Linked DNA regions of Homo sapiens: region 1 is linked to region 2. The links are chromatin loops, found by intact Hi-C in ENCODE. Cell type or tissue: dorsolateral prefrontal cortex. All regions are shown on one strand. Links, peaks and the distances in the headings refer to the core of each region. The heading gives the core; the rest is flanking DNA.

Evidence for each region. Hi-C counts contacts between places; a loop is a spot of excess contacts. Peaks named below come from ENCODE experiments on the same cell type or tissue, not always from the same donor. Only the 100,000 strongest peaks of a DNase experiment are listed, where the experiment ranks them.
Region 1: it touches region 2 in a loop (27-fold over the local background); 5 of 110 quality-filtered maps call a loop at or near these places.

What each region holds. Positions count from the first base shown.
Region 1 is chr3:144,029,687-144,035,077 of GRCh38, forward strand. No RefSeq gene overlaps it. Among named protein-coding and RNA genes, the nearest start is that of DIPK2A, 61 kb to the left of the region's middle. In dorsolateral prefrontal cortex, for the core only: no CTCF peak of the experiment used is centred there; a DNase peak (open chromatin) is centred at 2,435; H3K4me3 peaks cover 2,132 bases; H3K27ac peaks cover 5,000 bases.
Region 2 is chr3:144,109,795-144,115,185 of GRCh38, forward strand. No RefSeq gene overlaps it. Among named protein-coding and RNA genes, the nearest start is that of DIPK2A, 140 kb to the left of the region's middle. In dorsolateral prefrontal cortex, for the core only: no CTCF peak of the experiment used is centred there; a DNase peak (open chromatin) is centred at 2,427; H3K4me3 peaks cover 221 bases; H3K27ac peaks cover 3,145 bases.

The DNA.
Region 1 (5,391 bases), core at 219-5,218, 80 kb before region 2:
CAGCCTCCCAAAGTGCTGGAATTACAGTCGTGATTTACCATGCCCAGCCTTTATCAACTTTTATTCCTCTTATTCTGATATTATATCCATGAGGAAATTGTGGAAATGTATCTCTATCTGTCTATCTATCTGTCTATCTATCTATCCATCCATCCATCTATCACCTATCTAGATATGTATCTATCTACCTATATATCTATCTATGATTCCTATATCTATCTATGTCTATCTACCTAATCTATCTAATAGGTTGATGATATAGGCATAAGGCCTATCTAGACAGATAGAGAGATAGATGATAGATAGATAGATAGATAGATAGATAGATAGATAGATAGAAAGATATATAGATAGAGGGATAAGGCACGTATTTGGGACTTTAATAAAAGAAGCACTCCGAATCTTAAAGATTATGGTGTTTAGACACAAACTCTGAATATCAGTGTGATCACTTCATTCTTTCTAGCTGAGTGGTTGTATCACATGCAAGATCAAAATGCTGTGACCTAAACTGTTTTCTTCTCTGCTGCATTGGAGAATTTTCCACGCCCCTGCTCCTCACCTCGCTCCTTTCCTTTCTCCACACCTGTTGTAGCTTATGTCAACAGGAGTACTTAAATGCAACTAGTTATAAGTCTCATTTTATTTGAGAGACTGTTCACATTTGATATCAAAAAAATACAAAATGTTTTGATATGTTACATAAAAGTCACCATGACTAGGCCCAAATGAAAATTTCATATACAAATTTTGCAATAGCAATAATTATTATTATATTTTCAATCACAATTACCCTGAAAATAACTCTGAATATTTTTATGTAAATAATGAGCTCAAAAAAATCAAGGAAGTCATGCATTTGAAATCCCAAACACATTTGATCAGATCGTATTTGCTTTAAAACGTTTTTTAAAATAAAATTCATATAGTATTTTTATCTAGATTTCAGTGGAGTGGAAAAAAATATATTCCTAAGTGTTCTACAAAAGTTATTGAATTAAGGCCCAGATACCTGCTTTTTTGAAAACAATTAAAAAATAGGAATAAATGGAAGATCAAAAGTTATTCATTAGGATTTATCAAACAGGAAGACAATTAAATGCAATAAATATTATTTTGCTTTGAATAAGTAAAGTTTAAAAAGGATGCAACAGAAACAACTTTAAAAAAATTAGTAGCTTGTTTTGTTTATATTATTAAAATTTAAAACATATAAAAAGTAGAGGGAATACTACAAAAAACTCCTGTGTATCTACCAGTTAGATTTATAGTTATTAAAACTTTTACCATATTTGCTTCATCTATTTTTTCTGAAGTTTTAAAAAATAAATTATGGACATCATGACATTTTATCTCTAAATTCTTCAGAGACCATCTCTTTAAAAATAAGGACAGTTTTCCAAATAACTATAATTCTATTATCACAATTAAAAATATAATAATAATTGCCTTATTCTCTCTACTGAGCTCATAGTCAAATTTTCTATGTTATTCAAAAATCTCTTCTACAATTATAGTTATTAGAATCAGGATCCTCATGAGGGACACACATTGCATTTATTTGTGATGTCTCCTGTATGTTTTAATTTAGAACACTCCCTTTTCCTCCCTTCCTCTTTTTTCAATCTTAATGATATTAACTTGCTAATGTGACTGGTCCAATTGTGTTGTAGAACAGCTTGCTTTTTGAATTTGTTTGTTTCCTGGTGGTGCTGTTTTAACTTGTTCTATCATATTTTTCTATAAACCAGAAGCTCAGTCTTTAAGAGTGATTATATTCAGGTTGAATATTTGTGGGGTTAATGCTTTATGAGTAATGTCACCTACTTTGTGTGGCATCCTATTCCGAGATGCATGATGTATGGCTCTCTCTCCACTGTTATGCCAAGACTGACCCCTGATTCAAGGTGGTCCCAGCCAGATACTTCTCAAAGCCACATTCTTCCCCTCCAATCAACAGTCTCTACAGCGATGCTGTGGCACCACTCATTAGCTAGATTTTAAGAATGATTGCTTTTTTGAAAATAGACATCTTTATATAAGCTCATATTTAAATATACTTAATTTTGAAAAGCCCCTAGAGTATGTGAAAAAAGTCCTTGATTTTGTAATACGGCCATCTAACATCAACTTTCTTTAGAGAGTAATAGAAACACTGTCTTAGACTAATCACTTTAACAAATTAATTTTTCCTGAAGTATAAGCTCAAAATTCTTTTAAAACTTTCTTTGGTGTTCCACTAAATACAAATACTGACATGTTTCATTCATGCTGCAAAAACTATGATAGCTTTTGCTGTGTAGGCACTCAGGGGTCCTTACACTGTATCTTTTCTGGGACTCTCAGGATGTGGAACACAAGTGTGCTTTGTGTGCTTTGCTGCGCTTCTCAAACTGTGCCTTCTGCCAGCCAAAACTGACCGCTCCTGCTGTGCCAGGCTCTCGCGTCAGTTCCTGGGCTTTTGCCCATCCCTAAACCTGGCAATAGGACTTGTGTTACAAACTTTGTGTTGCTACACTTCCTGCTCATTTTTAAATCCTGGACAAATGCATTGCTCTTTAATGTTTCTTTGGGAGGGTACTTAAACATTTCTTTTGAATTTTGGACTCTGGGCACGTGGACTTTCTGATGTATTTTTATAAAAGCTGATATAATTTATGCAATTTAAATAAAGATTTAAATAAGTGATTTTAATCAAAATTGTGCATTTGCTATGTTTGTCATTGGGCATCATTTGTCTATTTAACGGAATATACACTAGATTCATTGGTAGTTTAGCAACATTTCAGAATGGAATCTAGAATGTGGCTCTTGAATTTCATAACACTTTTAGTGACATTATTCTTGGAAATTGTTATATACTTAGAGTAAGCGAGAGAGTAGATCGATCACTTAGTATTTAACTTAGTAGATATAAATCTCAGGATACTTCGTCCTTGTGTTATTTTTGTATTAGGGAAAATATGCTGTTTTAAAGATAGATTATTGAAAAAATGCAAGAGTTAGAAATACTAAAAAGGTGGACAAAGGAGTAGGTAGAAATAGAAACTGATTTATTTTTCACAGTTATGAGTAATCTGCTTTCATTTTTAGTTGCCGCCTTTGACTAGAAAAGATGATATAGTGTATGTTCTCCAAACTGTTATGTAAAGTTTTATTTTTTTCCATGAGTTCTTAAGCTAGAAGCCAAAACAATGTTTTTCTGGGCCTAAGTGCATTGCTTGATCTTCCAAAGCCTATTTCATGGTCTGCTAGATTCTAATGGAGGTGGTTGGTAATGAGATAATATTTATTTATATAGAAAATAAATTTACACAGAGTGCAAAAAGCATGTAAACAAGCAGTACCAGCTTTTAAAAATTCATAGCGAAACCATATGAATGCTTCTAGTTTCTCCAAGAGAACACTTTCTCCACACACACTATAAATTCTTCAGGCACATACCTATAAACATATATATGTTCCAAACTCATGGGGACATGAGTACTTCAGGGTTTCCTGGTGGTTGTTTCCTGCCATCTAATTAAAGCTGTAGCATTCTTATTATCCCCAGATCTATTCATCAGCTCGCTGCCTTTCTTGAAATAAAGAGGAAATGTTCAATTTTTCTTTGCTTAAAGTAAGTCTTATGTACCAGTTAAGTGATTTATACATCTCACCATCTAAGAGCAGTAAAAGGAACTTCTGTAGTGTTTTTTGGTGACCTTGAGAGCTGATGTCTTAACATTTCCAACTGACAATGTGCAGCAGGCTTCTTGCTCAAAGCTCTACAGTAATTTATTGCTGCATTGCAGATTACAGTTTAATTCCTTAAAAAAATCAGCATTCTGGAGTCCTTGATAATGTTTGGGCTATAGAATCCAAAGCCACAGTCTGCTGCATCTAGGAAGAATCATTCATATAGAGAGAACTTAATGTGATTCATAAATATGCTTTATGCCAGAAAACATATAGTGTGTTACCTTGATTAGTGAAAACTCTGGGAATTAATCTCCTTTATAATGAAGTTGGTAGTGTTAAAACTGTGGGAAGCAAAGCTTTGTATGTGGCTAGGCTTGACAAGCGTCTCTACACAGCTTCTACTTGTTCTGCTTAAATAGGGCTGCAATTAGTAAAATTGTAAGGCTTTCAAAATCTACCTCACCTCTTTTTGCCTTATCCACCTTAGGCTAGTGCCTCCTTATTCTCTTCTAGAAGAGATTCTAGTAACTCCTAGATGACTACTGGGAGAGAGAATCCTCTTTGGTGAGCAGGTCAGAAAGCAATAATCTGTGCCCTGCATTTGCTGTGTTTGGGCAGCAAAATTGTTTTGTTTGCTCACACCTTGTTTTTTTGTTTGCTTGCTTTAATAAAGTACTTACCAACATTTGAAAAAAAAGGTTTTTACATGAAAATTGAGATCAACATCCGTTTTGAAATATATGAAGCTCTTGCAATATTTGTAATGATCCAGACTTTTCCTTGGCCATGCTCAGCTGAAGCTGGGTAATGTTCTGTCCCCTGCAGACAAGGCATGTCCTCTACAGTTACACATCTCTTCCTTTCTTCCCTCCTCAGTGGCTTCACTCATTTTTGTTGCTGGCTAGCCCCTGTGAGCATTTGAGGTTTTGACTGTTGAGTGAGATTTTGGCTCTTGAGTGTGTCTAATAAATGTCTTACCCTGAAAAGCACTATGTCTTACAAACTTAAGTTTTATACCTGTTCATTTCAATTGTGAAGGGAAAGATTTGGTTTTCTCTTAAAATAATATCAGAACTTGGGAAGGAAGTGTGGAAGAGAAGCTCTCAAGGCCGGGAAAGTGAAATTGAGTTACTGCTATTAAAAATGAGAGGGGAAAGATGACGCATCAATTTTTTTCCCCAGCATATTCCTCCAACACACCCTCCATACCTCTGTGTCCCTGATGGCAACTATAGGAGTGGCTGGAGCTACATCAAACTGTGTCCATCATTTGAGTGTCTTACTGAAACCTATGCTGCCCTGCCCTTCAACAGGTCAGTTGGTGAGCCTTCTCCAACCAACCACTATTCAAACCTTCCACCTTGACTGTAGAGTTAATATTGTATTTCTTTGCTAATATCCTTTAGTGTGGTTTCTCCTCATTTACTTCTATGCTAAATCTTAAGAGGCCTATTTTATGTTTTCCAGCAGATTTGATGCTATTTCCTTTAGTATTTTGTCGTATTTTCATGCCATATGTCATACTTTTTTTACTCTCCTACATGGAGTTCTGAGGCTAACACCTCAATCTTTTGTATTTTTTCTGTCTTGCTTATGAAATGCCTGATGGATAAGTGTGTCACATTCTCTTCATTAATAGAGGTATTACAGCAAGTGAGTGTTAATGTCCCACTGGAAATAAGCCTGCAGAAATGCTCATATTTTCAACAG
Region 2 (5,391 bases), core at 300-5,299:
ACATGATCAACTCTGCAAAAGACAACAAAGAAAATCCGTTGATCAAGCAAGGCTAAGTTTTTTAGACCTTCTGTGGGTAAAGGAAAAAAATCACCTTAATCCTTAGCAGTATTTCAGAAGGAGAAGTCAGGGAGGATATTTACAGGGCTTTAGAGACTGGACTGAGTGATTTTATGGTGGTTCTTACAAGGCAAGAAACATGTTGGGATTGGACAGAGTGTGTGACACAATAACCATAATTATGGTTCAAGGCCCATTCTTATGCAGCCAAGAGGGGATTGAAGCATTTCTAGCCTGAGACTGCCTTTCCCAACAGTGTGCAGAATGAAACCGAAACTTCTCACATTGACGTAGAAAGTCTCTGCATAGTCTGGCCCCTCCTGTTCTCTCTGACTTCAACTTGAATTATTCTCCATATTGGTCCAGTACAGTGCTCTCGTAATAGAGGCCTTGCCTCTGTTCCTGCATTAAGGCCTCTGTATGATTCCCTCAAACTTTTCTGGTAGGTCTGTGCCCCCAGACTTGGATAGTTGTCTTCTTCTTGTAATTGTGATCCTATTTCAAAGATATTTCATCAGAGAGAACTTCCTCAACTACTGAATCCAAAGTAGCCCCCTTTGCCCCTACATATTATGTGATCGAATTCTACTTTCTTTATATGATTAGCCATTATTTGAAATTATTTTGTTCGCTTGCTTATTATTTTATTGCTGCCTTCCTTTTCATAGAGTGTAAGTAGGGATCTCTTTCTTGTTTAATGCTGTATCTGCAGTGCCTACAGCATTGCCTTATACAAAGTAAACATTTAAAAGTATTTGTCTCACTCTGTGGGAATTTAGCAGAACACTCTCATACCTTGCTGGTGTACACTTTGGCAATGTCTATTAATAATAGAAACGTTCATGCCCTTTGATGCAGCATTTCTACATCTAGGTATCCTGCAGATATACTTGCACATGTGAAAAATTAGGTATATACAATAATATTTCTTATTCAGAAAAGAGTTAACATGGCAAGCCTGAAGGTTGGTTCTTGGCTGGCATCTGGGATTTGGCTGGTAAATAGTTCCCTGCACTGACATGAAACTTTCCCTAAGTGATAAAGCTGTTTTACTCACTTGAGGACTGAACATCCGCGTTTCTTCTGGAAATGTGGAGTGCTTGTAGTTGGTAGGCAGGGTGTGTCTATATGACCAGTCCCCAGTGAAAACGTTGGTTTTGAGCCTCTAATGTGTTTTCTTGGACAAACTTTGCATGTTACTGCACTTTTTTTTTTCCTGCTGAAGTAAGGAACACACTCAGTGTGTCATCCCATGGGACAAAGACAACATAGGAAGCCTATGCATGAATTTCTCCAGATTCCTCTTGGATCTTTTCCCCTTGTTGCTCCTGCTACGTATCCATTGCTGTAATAAACCTTAGCAGTTAGTACAACTATATTCTGAGGCTGTGAGTCCTTCTAGTGAATCATGGAATTTGTGAACAGTCTTGGAGAGCCTGGAAACATTCATTGTCATTGTAATTTTTTCCCCTCCAAAACTTAAGACAAGCAAAATGTTCACCTACAGAGGACAAATTATGACACATACATTAAAAGGAATACTATATTATATTCCTATATGAGGCAAGCCTACACACTGATATGATAATATTAAACACATATCTTTATAAAGGAATTAAACAGGGTTCAAAGTGTTCTGTGTAATTTGGATGCTACTCATTGTGCACATTCACATATAAATATGTTTGCAAATGCATAGAAGATCACTAGAAATATGTTCAAGAGTCTGATAATAATGGTTACGTCTGAGGAGAGAAACTTGGTGGCTGAGAGAAACAAGGGCAAGAGAAGTTTTACTGTTTATGCTGCACTATTATGTTTGCTACTAGCCATGTGTGGCTATTTAAATTAAACTAATTCAAATTAAATTAAATAAAAAATTTCATTTTTCAATATCATTAGCTACCTTTCAAGGCATAATAAGCACATATGTGGATAGGGCTACCACATTGAAAAGCACAGCTATAGAACATTTCCTTCATTGCAGAATAATGTTTTAGACAGCACTGATCTACATGCTTTTTTACTGTTGACTATTTATCCTACGTACATGTTTTATTATTCAAAAATTGTTTTAAACAAAACAAAGTATTAGTTGAATGGATGAACAATAAATATTGACTAAATAGTCTCTGCTAACAGACTATTCTGAGAATCTCAACATGTGAGACCAAATCACCTGTTTTTATGGTGGAAATTTACATCTAGTTAAGATAGGTAAGATAAATAGCAGCTTAAATTCTCAGTACCTTTTTATAAAAGCAAATCTTCAGCTTAGGGGTTGGAGCCAATTCCAGATCTTGGAAGCCCTAGCAAATTTGCCAGAGAGAGTGCCAAGGAGCACAGAGTGGGAGTATTGTCTCCTCCTCTTCACCAGCTCCAGCAACGTATGCCGCAGGCATTTGGCTAGCTTTAACATACTGGTATGCAGAGTAAAACAGACCTCTTTGCTTCTTTGTCCCTCCTTTTTTCCCTCCCATAATAAATAGCTCTTATAACTTCTGTCCAGAAGAAATTATAACCAATTTTGTATGCTTGAGTTGGGAGATGTCAGTAATGGTATTATTAGTGTTTTTACAGTTCAGTTTGGTGTTTATTAAGTGCTAACCGAATAATAAAAGATCTTTGTTTTTGAGATCCTCATGGTTCAGTATGGAAGACGGGAAAAGGGAACAGATTGTGTTGACATAATAGCATTAAGTGGTGCCAATGTAAAGGTTTGCTCAAGGTGCAATGAAACATGGAGAAAGGCTACCTGACCCAGTTGTGAAGGATGTGTAAGACATTTTAGGCAGAGAGGATGAGAAGAGCGCTCCAGGTGGGGGCAGGTAATTATGGCAAAGAGAAGAGGTTGTGCAAGAGAATGGCTTGTTGGGAACACTGCAGTAGTTGAATATTAGAACCTAAAACTGCAGGTGGAAATGAGGGCAAGAAGTGAAAGAAAGGCAAAGGAGGCTTAAGTGGTGGGAGGCTTTGTGTTAAATGCTAAGAAGGCTGGATTTTATTTGGCAGGGTTTGGGAGCCTGAAAAGACTTTGATGAGAAGGGTATCATATTTGTGTATATTTTTCTCAATCCATGTTGAGGAAGGGATTTAGTGAGATAAAACCCAGGCAAGATGACCTGTTAGGGAATTGTTACAATCGAGAAAAAAGCTGGTAAGGGCATTTTTGAAATTATGCCTTCTATTAGTATTTTTCTCTTTCTTTTCCCACTTTTTTCTACTTCTCCACTTCAGTTTCTTGAGATTATCTTTCAAGTCAACTACTTGAACCCAGGTCCTTGTTGCAGGGTCTGCTAGTGGGAGAATCTACAGTAAGAAAAGAAGTGAGCAGTCAGTAGAGCCAAACACTGCCCAGAAGGCCAGTCAGGTAACAACTGAGAGTCTCCCCTGGCTTCCTCACTATGGAAGCCATGGGTTATTTTTATACAAGCAGTTTCAATGAAGCTGTGGGAGGAGAATCCAGATTGCTCAGATTGCAGGAAACTATGAATGGTTTTGACGGTGAGGAAGAAGAAAAATGGGTGTAGACACAGCTTCTAAAACATTTGGCAAGTGATATGATGATAGCCAGAATGGCAGACAAATCCAAGAGTAGAATTTTTCCAGAATAGGAGAGGATTCTATAATGGACATGACAGACAGCACTACAATCCTCCCCCTCACACAGTCGCTTCTCAAATAATCTTACCATGGATTAAAGGACACCAACATATTAGAAAAACGGCAGAGAGATGGAAAAAAGTAGATTATTGATAGTCATTTTAGCTTCCAAATCTAATCATGCTTGAAGTTTCTAGATTTTCCACTGTGCAGCCAGACTTTTGAGTTAAGTGAATAGATTCTCTATCTCACTTGAGTCAAATTGAGTTAGGCTTCTTTAACTTGCAAATTGTGAGTAGTACAAACCCTTCTCTAAACCTCATTGGAATACATTTTTGTTTTTACAAAGCGCACACACACACACACACACACACACACACGCACACACACACACACACATTCTATTAAACTGCTAAAAGGAGAAAAGAACCAGTACTGAGAAAGTGGTATAATACACAAATAAAGGTGGATAATTGATAAAACAAGGCTCTTTTGAGGATGGTAGATGATGAAAACAAGAACTTTAGTGGAATGACTACTCATAAGTATTTTTTTTACATTTTATTATGGAATGTTTAATATATGCAGAAAAGTTGAAGAATTGTGAAGGTAGCAATCGTGTATATGCCATCTAAATCCTACCATTAACACTTTGCTACATTTCATATTCTTGCTTTTTTTCATTTATCCATCTTTTCATCTGTCATCAAGGCATCTTCTTTTTGTACGTATTTCAAAATAGTTTGCAGATGTTAGTATACTTCATTACTAAATACTTCAGCATGCATATGATTACTTGATTTCCAAATTTGTTTAACATTATAAATATGTAATATATTGAAAAAATTACCTATGATATCTCTGTTATTCTAATGACATATCTTATTGATCTTTTAAAATTTCAGCACCGTTAATGTTTTTATGCTGTTATTATAATTTTAAAGGATGTTTTTCACTTTCCCTTATATCCAGAACATAGTCCTTTAGAAAATTTTTGAAAATGATAAATCTAGCTTATTCATGTTGCTTTTTAATACATTGCCTGATGGAGAAGTTAGAAATAATCATGCATAAGGTTTGACATATGTCTACTGTTGTCTTGAAAATCAGTTGTATACCACTGACTCTTACATTGCTACATTGCCCACAGCCTTATAAATGGCCACACCTGAGATTCAATTAATATCTTCTCTGATAGATGTTGATCCTAGAGGGGAAGGCATTATGAGCCTAGGCGTACTAAGAGCTTTAGCTTTGTAGCAGAGCCTGGAAAAATATTTTTTGAGAAAATATAGTTTATTTCATATAGGTAAATATTTTTATAAGAATCCACCTTGGACCTTGTCCTATTCTTTCATTGTATCTAAATGCATTGTTCTCTTTATAGTGTAAATCCTTGCTCTCTGAGTTTAATTTCTAGAGATCTGTATATTTCTTGGTCTGGTACCATATGCTAAATTTCTGCTGAGTCATCCTGGTTGCTAAACATAATCTATCATTGCCCCCTCCCTGTAATCCCTGCTTCCTGACCACACAGAATTCTTTGAACAGTGGCCGAAAGTGACTATGCCAGTGACATCCAGAGGAGCAGGATACAGGGTTATAATGTGGGGCAGAAAATAAATTACAAACGTAGATCATTCACTGTGCTCACATGTATGTGTTTTTTTTAGTTAAGTCATATGCATCATGTGTCTTAGTGTCCTCTTTTCTGTGATAAGGTTGAGC